2 separate regions of the Homo sapiens genome follow, and region 2 is linked to region 1. A link is a loop called in an ENCODE intact Hi-C map of the cell type or tissue named here. Cell type or tissue: heart right ventricle. All regions are shown on one strand.

What was found. Hi-C counts contacts between places; a loop is a spot of excess contacts. Peaks named below come from ENCODE experiments on the same cell type or tissue, not always from the same donor. Only the 100,000 strongest peaks of a DNase experiment are listed, where the experiment ranks them.
Region 2: it touches region 1 in a loop (2.9-fold over the local background); 1 of 110 quality-filtered maps calls a loop at or near these places.

The regions. Positions count from the first base shown.
Region 1 is chr9:69,892,962-69,896,961 of GRCh38, forward strand. All of the region lies in intron 5 of CFAP95 (cilia and flagella associated protein 95), which reads left to right. Among named protein-coding and RNA genes, the nearest start is that of CFAP95, 74 kb to the left of the region's middle. In heart right ventricle, no CTCF peak of the experiment used is centred here; no DNase peak of the experiment used is centred here.
Region 2 is chr9:69,575,734-69,579,733 of GRCh38, forward strand. All of the region lies in intron 1 of APBA1 (amyloid beta precursor protein binding family A member 1), which reads right to left. Among named protein-coding and RNA genes, the nearest start is that of APBA1, 95 kb to the right of the region's middle. In heart right ventricle, no CTCF peak of the experiment used is centred here; a DNase peak (open chromatin) is centred at 2,488.

The DNA of each region.
Region 1 (4,000 bases):
CTGATTCTTCCTGGACACCATCTTCAATTTGTTTGTGTGATCTGATTCTTCCTGGACACTGAACAAGAGCTCAGGATACAGAGGGCTGTCACACAGAGCTGTTAAACACTTAGCCATCTGTGGATGGCAAAGCTAAGACAGTACACTTTAACACATGCCCTCAGGGGCTCTGGGGGTCATGGGCAACCCCTAGGCGCTTCCATGGGCTCGCACAGAGTTCTGCTCCTGCTGGTCACCCAGAAGCACTCATCCCAGACTCTGCACTCACTTACCTACCTGCAAGGAGTTGAGAGCTGTGGGCTGAGTAAGCAAGCCACCCCTTCATGAGTCCCACGAAAGGGTCAAGGGAGCTATCCCATTATACTAGGAAGGGTTGCCTACCAGGTGCCTTGAAAAGAAGACAAGAGAAAGAATGGCTTGCTGAAAAACAGAAAGAGCTGGGACAGAAAGAGAATCCAGAACAGGGTGAAGATTCTATAGAAAGCCTCACTTGTCTGAATTATATTAGCTTTCAAATCCCAGTTATTTTAAGGTCCTCTCTTTGTATCTTTGCTTCATTCCATGTCCCTATTGTCTTCCCCATTTTCATTTCAGCATAGACAGTCTCTTTCTTTTTCTTTCTCCTCCTCCTTTCCCTCCTCCTCTTTTTCTTCTGTTATTTTAAAAAATAATAGCATGGAAAATTGTTCAAGTTAATCTGGCCACATAGAAAAATGAAGTATAAAAGCCTTGTATTCTAAAGTGTGGTTTTTCCAAACTTGTACCTGGAAAATTAAGGCTGAAATTTAACTAAGTTCCAGGCTTATAATGTATTTTTATTACTTTCATTTTAGTGCTATTTTATTTGTACTTCATCTGACTATATCCACGATTTAATTTTCTTTGTCTTGTTAATTGCCTGACTCAATATTCACTAACAAATGAATAATTGCCATTTGCTTATTTATCTTATCGTGTATTATTGACTGAAATGAAATGAGTGAGAGTTTTAGAATCCTCTGCAAATAAGGTAGTGGTAGGGGGTAGAATTGGAGAGGAGGGAAGGGTCTTATAATCCCTGCCAGAGTGTCCCATAATGCTGCTGCTAGTTAACCATGGAAACAGGCTTCTTTGACTTGGGTTCAAAAGGATATGGTGGCCTTTCTAACCTAAATATCTTGTCTGAAAGATCTCAACACATGTCATACATATGTGTGCTGACCTTATATTTATACTTGAAGGCTTGGTTTTATATAGTTTTATAAACAAACAGTTCTGGTTCTGAGTCTCATGTCATTCTGCCAGCTCTAAGAACCACATTTCCTAGGCCCCAGCTTCAACCTTAGGATCTGCTGGTTTTTGCTCATATAACTCCATAGAACTTCCATGGACTACCGAGTTGATTGGGAGACAATAGAATTTGCCTTATTGAATAAAATATACAGTTGCTGGTAGATGAGTAGAAGGAAGGAAGGAATGAAGCAAGGAAGCAAGGAAACAAGGAAAGGAGGGAGGACAGAAGAAATAAAGGGAGGAAGAGAGGAATGAAGTAACACTTATTGTCTACCATGTTCCAGGCACTGGCTTAGTTATCTTACATGTATTAGCTCACTTAATCCTCACAACTGCCCCAGAATATCAACCTATTGGAATTACATACTGAGGAATCTGTGTCCCAGAGAGTTTAAGTATGAGTAATAACACACCATGTAAGTGTTCAAAGTGAACTTGGGTCTGATTCCAAGTGCCATATTTGTAGCTACTTTGCAAAACACGACTCAAAACTTATATACTCCAACCTTTGTAGGCCTTGATCTCACTTTAAGACTAGAGTTAGATGGACAGACACAGTGGATCACACCTGTATTCCCAGTACTTTGGAAGGCTGAGGTGGGCAGTTCATTTGAGCTTAGGAGTTCCAGGCCAGCCTGGTCAACATGGTGAAACACCATCTCTACTAAACATACAAAAGATTAGTTGGGCCTGGTGGCAGTGAGCCTAGATTGCACCACTGCATTCCAACCTGGGTGACAGAGTGAGACTCTATCTCAAAAAAAAAGAAAAAAAAAAAAAGACTAGGGTTAGACAGTGTGATGGTTAATTTTCTGTGTTAACTTAACTAGGTTATTTGCCCTGTAGTTTAGTCAAATACTTCTCTAGATGTTGTTGTGGAGGTCTTTTGTAAATGTGATTAACATTTACAATCAGTTAACTTTTAGTAAAGATTATTCCAAATAATGTAAGTGGGGCTCATTGAATCAGTTTATAGCCTTAAGTGCAAAAAACTAAGGTTTTCTGGAAAAAAAGGAATTCAGTCTCAAGATTGTAACATAGAAATCCTTCCTGAGTTACTTGCTGGCCTCCACAATCATGTGAGCCAATTCCTTAAAATCAGTCTCTCTCTCTCTCTCTCTCTCTCTCTCTCTCTCTGTGTGTGTGTGTGTGTGTGTGTGTGTATTCTATTGGTTCTGTTTCTCTGGAGATCTTTGACTGATACAGACACAGTGATCTTTCCAAGCTCTCTGGCTCTCAGATTCTACTATTTGATTTGATTTGATTCTGTCTCAATGATCTTTTCCCATTGAAATAGTAATTTATTTATGACCAAGTATCCTTTCGGATTAAAGACCTTGGTAGACATTTAATTCAAACTTAGTTGAAAATTAAATGTTAATTATACTTAATTATAAATTAATTATTTTAACTTCCTGCTCATCTTGTGTATCACCAACAGTAGAGAAATTGTGGGGTCTTAATTCTCAGGAAACGGATTGTTTTTTAGAGTTGTATTCTTTTAGTAGAGAGATACCCTATTTCTCCAGAAACTTAACTTTTGCCTTATGTTGCCTCTGAAGTTATTTATTAACTTTTTTGAGACAGAGTCTTGCTCTGTCACTCAGACTGGAGTGCAGTGGAATGATCTCGGCTCACTGCAATCTCTACCTCCCAGGCTCAAGTGATCCTCCTGCCTCAGCCTCTGAAAGTGCTGGGATTACAGGCGTGAGCTGCTGCGCCTGGCCTGGTCTAACATTTGTTTCTAAGTTAGGCCATGAAGCTAAGTTCTGCTTCAGAGAACTTGGAATTATGAGATATTTTATTTTCTTCTTTTTGATTATCTTCAGTTTCTACAGTGAACATATAAAACTTTTGTAAGGAGAAATAAAGTTTTAAAGATTGAGAAGCCTAGGCCTCAAATTGATATACAGTCCATTAAGTCATTCCATTATAAAACAGTGGCAAAGGTAAATGTCCTCACATAATATAGACTGAAGAATAAGAAAAATCGTATTTGTGTTTTATATGATTGAAGTGATAGAACCAATCAATTTTGTGCATTAGAAACAAACAAATATATCAACAGCTAATGTTTAATTGTGTATTGCTTAGTTTTTGATGCTGGCCATAACAAAAATTTGTGTGATATTAATCTTTAAAAGTCAATTTATTTGTGAAGTGTTCATTTACATAGATCTTCATATTTTTTGTAGTGAAACCTTACTATGTTGACTGGATTCATTAGTGGTAGAGATATTTATATTTCTATCCACAGCCTAAATTTCTTTGTACTTCCCATGGCTATTTCCCTGTAGCTAAGAGTCTCATGCTCTGTTAATATCTGTATTTGTTACAAATGCTTCTCCCTCCTAAAACTTTATCAAATAAATAGGAGTAGTAAATACTTCTTAAATACATAAGAATATATCCCACTAGTTACATATTTGTTTAGCTACATTTGCCAATTATTCTTATGTTTGTGACACAATCATTGGAGGAAAAAATATCCAATAGAAATAAAACTTGGCCAGGTGCGGTGGCTCACACCTGTCATCCCAATGCTTTGGGAGGCTTGAGATGGGAAAATGGCTTGAGGCCAAGAGTTCAAACCTGCAGTGAGCTATGATTGCACCACTGCACTCCAGGTTGGGTGACACATCAAGACTCTGTCTCTGAAAAAAAAATTTTGAAAAAATAAAAGAAATAAAATATTTTAAATTTAGTGAAGTAAATGAACGAGGGAATC
Region 2 (4,000 bases), 320 kb before region 1:
GACCTAAAACCATAAAAACCCTAGAGGAAAACCTAGGCAATACCATTCAGGACATAAGCATGGGCAAGGACTTCATGTCTAAAACACCAAAGGCAATGGCAACAAAAGCCAAAATTGACAAATGGGATCTAATTAAACTAAAGAGCTTCTACACAGCAAAAGAAATTACCATCAGAGTGAACAGGCAACCTACAGAATAAGAGAAAATTTTTGCAAGCTACTCATCTGACAAAGGGCTAATATCCAGAATCTACAATGAACTCAAACAAATTTACAAGAAAAAAACAAACAATCCCAACAAAAAGTGGGTGAAGGATATGAACAGACACTTCTCAAAAGAAGACATTTATGCAGCCAAAAGACACATGAAAAAATGCTCATCATCACTGGCCATCAGAGAAATGCAAATCAAAACCACAATGAGATACCATCTCACACCAGTTAGAATGGTGATCATTAAAATGTCAGGAAACAATAGGTGCTGGAGAGGATGTGGAGAAATAGGAACACTTTTACACTGTTGGTGGGACTGTAAACTAGTTCAACCATTGTGGAAGTCAGTGTGGCGATTCCTCAGGATCTAGAACTAGAAATACCATTTGACCCAGCCATCCCATTACTGGGTATATACTAAAGGATTACAAAACATGCTGCTATAAAGACACATGCACACTTATGTTTATTGCGGCACTATTCACAATAGCAAAGACTTGGAACCAACCCAAATGTCCAACAATGACAGACTGGATTAAGAAAATGTGGCACATATACACCATGGAATACTATGCAGCCATAATAAAGGATGAGTTCATGTCTTTTGTAGGGACATGGATGAAGCTGGAAACCATCATTCTCAGCAAACTATCGCAAGGACAAAAAACCAAACACCTCATGTTCTCACTCATAGGTAGGAATTGAACAATGAGAACACATGGACACAGGAAGGGGAACATCACACACCGGGGCCTGTTGTGGGGTAGGGGGAGCGGGGAGGGATAGCATTAGGAGATATACCTAATGTTAAATGATAAGTTAATGGGTGCAGCACACCAACATGGCACATGTATACATATGTAACAAACCTGCACGTTGTGCACATGTACCCTAAAACTTAAAGTATAATAAAAAAATTATGCATTATTTGTGTGATAAAATTTACTATAAAATATAAAATATTGTTTAATTATTAAAAATAATTTTCAAATTTTTTTATTTTTGGAGGGATGATAAAAATCTTTTAATTTTTATTTTTTGATTTCACTTTCTAAAAATTGACAATAGTTGCACATATCTATGGGGTACATGGTGATGTTTTGATATGTATAAAGTATAGTGATCAGATCAGGGTAATTAGCATATCCATCATCTCAAACATTTATCATTTCTTTGTGTTGGGAAAACAGAATATCCTCCTTCTAGCTATTGGAAACTATATATTATTGTTAACTATGGTCATCCTACAATGGTATAGAAGACTAGAATTTACTCTTCCCTATCTAGCTGTAATTTGTGAATAATTTTATTGAGTAAATAATCAACTTGGTCTATGTGAAGAAAATATTGAGTCATCATGAGTAGACAGGGTGCATAGACATGGCAACAGCTGTGATGGTGACATGAGACTGAGGGAAAACTAGGAAGCTCTGGACTGGACCAGCCCCACATTATGGGAAACCCAGGTGGTTTTCTGATTTTCCATTGGCGACCCACTCCAGTACACCAGCACACAAGGGGAACAGTTTCCCTCAAGACCACCATTGAATAGATGGCCAAGAGAGAAAGCTTTGGAAAGGAGACTGGAGGGTTTACAATTTAGGACCATCTGAACAAGGCAAGTAAAGAGTTGTGGTGGGTCAGCTGTGAGTGAAGAAACCACAGGAGGGAAATGTTACTCAAATAAAATTACTTCAAAAGAAATGCAATCATCACTATAAAAATCTGGTATCACTTCATATAAATGGAATATGACAATGAAAAATAAATACATATATTAGTATATAAAGAATGCTCATCCTTTAGCCACTTAAAATCATCTGGCTAACCAGTCTGAGAAAACCTTTTTTTAAGAGCTTCATATTTTAGATGATAAAAACAAGGCCCAGAGAGGTGAAGGGACTTATCTAAGGTAGCACAGCTGGAATTCACCTGTCTGGACTTCACCACCACAATGCTCCCAGTGTGGCAGCAACCCAGGCAATCACCAGCACTGGCCCAACTGGAGAAAGCCTATCATCCCAAGGGACCCTGCAAACACTTTCTTCTGTACCTCTCAGCTCACCTAAAATGAAGGACCCTAGATTGGCTGTGTTGAAGGTAAGTGTAAAAGGAGCCTAGAGGCAAATTAGAAAACATCGATCTTACTTTCTTCCTCTAAAGTGAGAAGTTAAATCAACCAAGCCAAATTAGGACATCCCAGCTGTAGTGGCAAGGGAGCCCTTGGCAAAGCCCAACACAGCATGAGAAGCAGACTCCAGGCCTTTTCTGTGCTCACTGGGAAGCCAGCCCTTTACACTGGAGCACGGATCCAACTGCTAAAGCTGCTTCTATGTCCCCACAGACCCTGCCTCTCCAAGCCACAGCACAGCTGGCCACATGGTGGTTTTCTTTGTGAGCATGCGCTGATAGGTATGGGAAGGCCAGGGCATCTAGGGTCAAGATTTCAATCATCTTTTGAGGCTCAACTTGCAGAACATCCTCTGCTGGGGGTTCTCTGGGTCTTCTCACCTTCACTCATTTCTCCTCTCTAAATACCACCCTGAATTTCTGGATAAAAGGGGCTTTGAGGTGGCAATCTGGTTGCCACTTAAAAACAATGTTTTACAGACTTTAAATTAAAAAATCACGGTTTCTCAAAACAATTTTATTCATACTTTACAAAGATTGAGAAATAAATGATCTATCTTTGGGAATGTCATTATGTAGAAGGGTGGCCAGGGAAGATGTGGCAGATTTTACAGGAGTGGGGAGCCCCCTCCCCTGGCCACCAACTGGTGCCATCTCTGCTGTTCTCCTTCTAGTCTTAACAGTCTAGCTTAGCACACAAAATCTGTCTGCAACAATAGTATGTCTGCATTTTAACAATTGCAATTTTATCACAACTTCACAAATTGTAGGGACAGTGACTCTGCCTTTGTGGACACCATTGTACCCAGCACCATGTTAGCATATATTAGGCACTGAACTGTTGTTGAACAGATGGATAAGAAACCTTGGGTTGTCAAAAACTGCACTACAGGAAGCCATTCTTTTACTGAGTAAAAGAGGGTTAGTGAATGCAGTTCCAGCAACAACCAAGTTCTATTTCCTACAGAAATTTCAACGAGTTTTTTTTTTAAGATAAGTGAGTACAGCTTAAAACAAAAAACCCATACCTCACTGAGGCACCTCTGCTTGTTAACATGTGACTCAATATGAAGGGTCTCCCCAACCTTTAACTCTCCTGCATGGAGCCAGCATCAGCACCCTATACTCTACATACTGCAGCCCCACTGTGGTCACAATGTGCACAGCCACATGAGGAATGCCCCTGGCCTGCACCGGGAGCAGCACTTTTCTTTTCCCCCTAAGAATGTTGCTAATCCCCGAGCAAGATGGGGTCATTGTCAACAGAGGCTACATAAAGGACATGTTCCTCAAGGTATTGGCTCTCATATATTCATTTGCTTTATGCGGACTTTAACTATAGGAGGAATGTCTGTATTTTTCTGTTTCATTTTTTAACCAGTCCAATTCCTCATTTACAATGAAGGCAGGAGCTACATTTTATATTCATCTATGTGAGAGTAAAATGATGCTGTTACCAGCCCCATTTTATTGCTGAGGACTTTGAGGTTATAAGAAATTATGTAATTTGGCCAAGGTCACACAGCTAGTAATGGAAGGGGCTGGGGAATCAAACCCAGGCAGTCTGGATTTTAAGCCAATGTTCTTAAGCATCTCACCAAAACCGTCTTGGTGCTCACAAAGTGGTAGGTCACAATAATGCATGTTGCCGGATTCC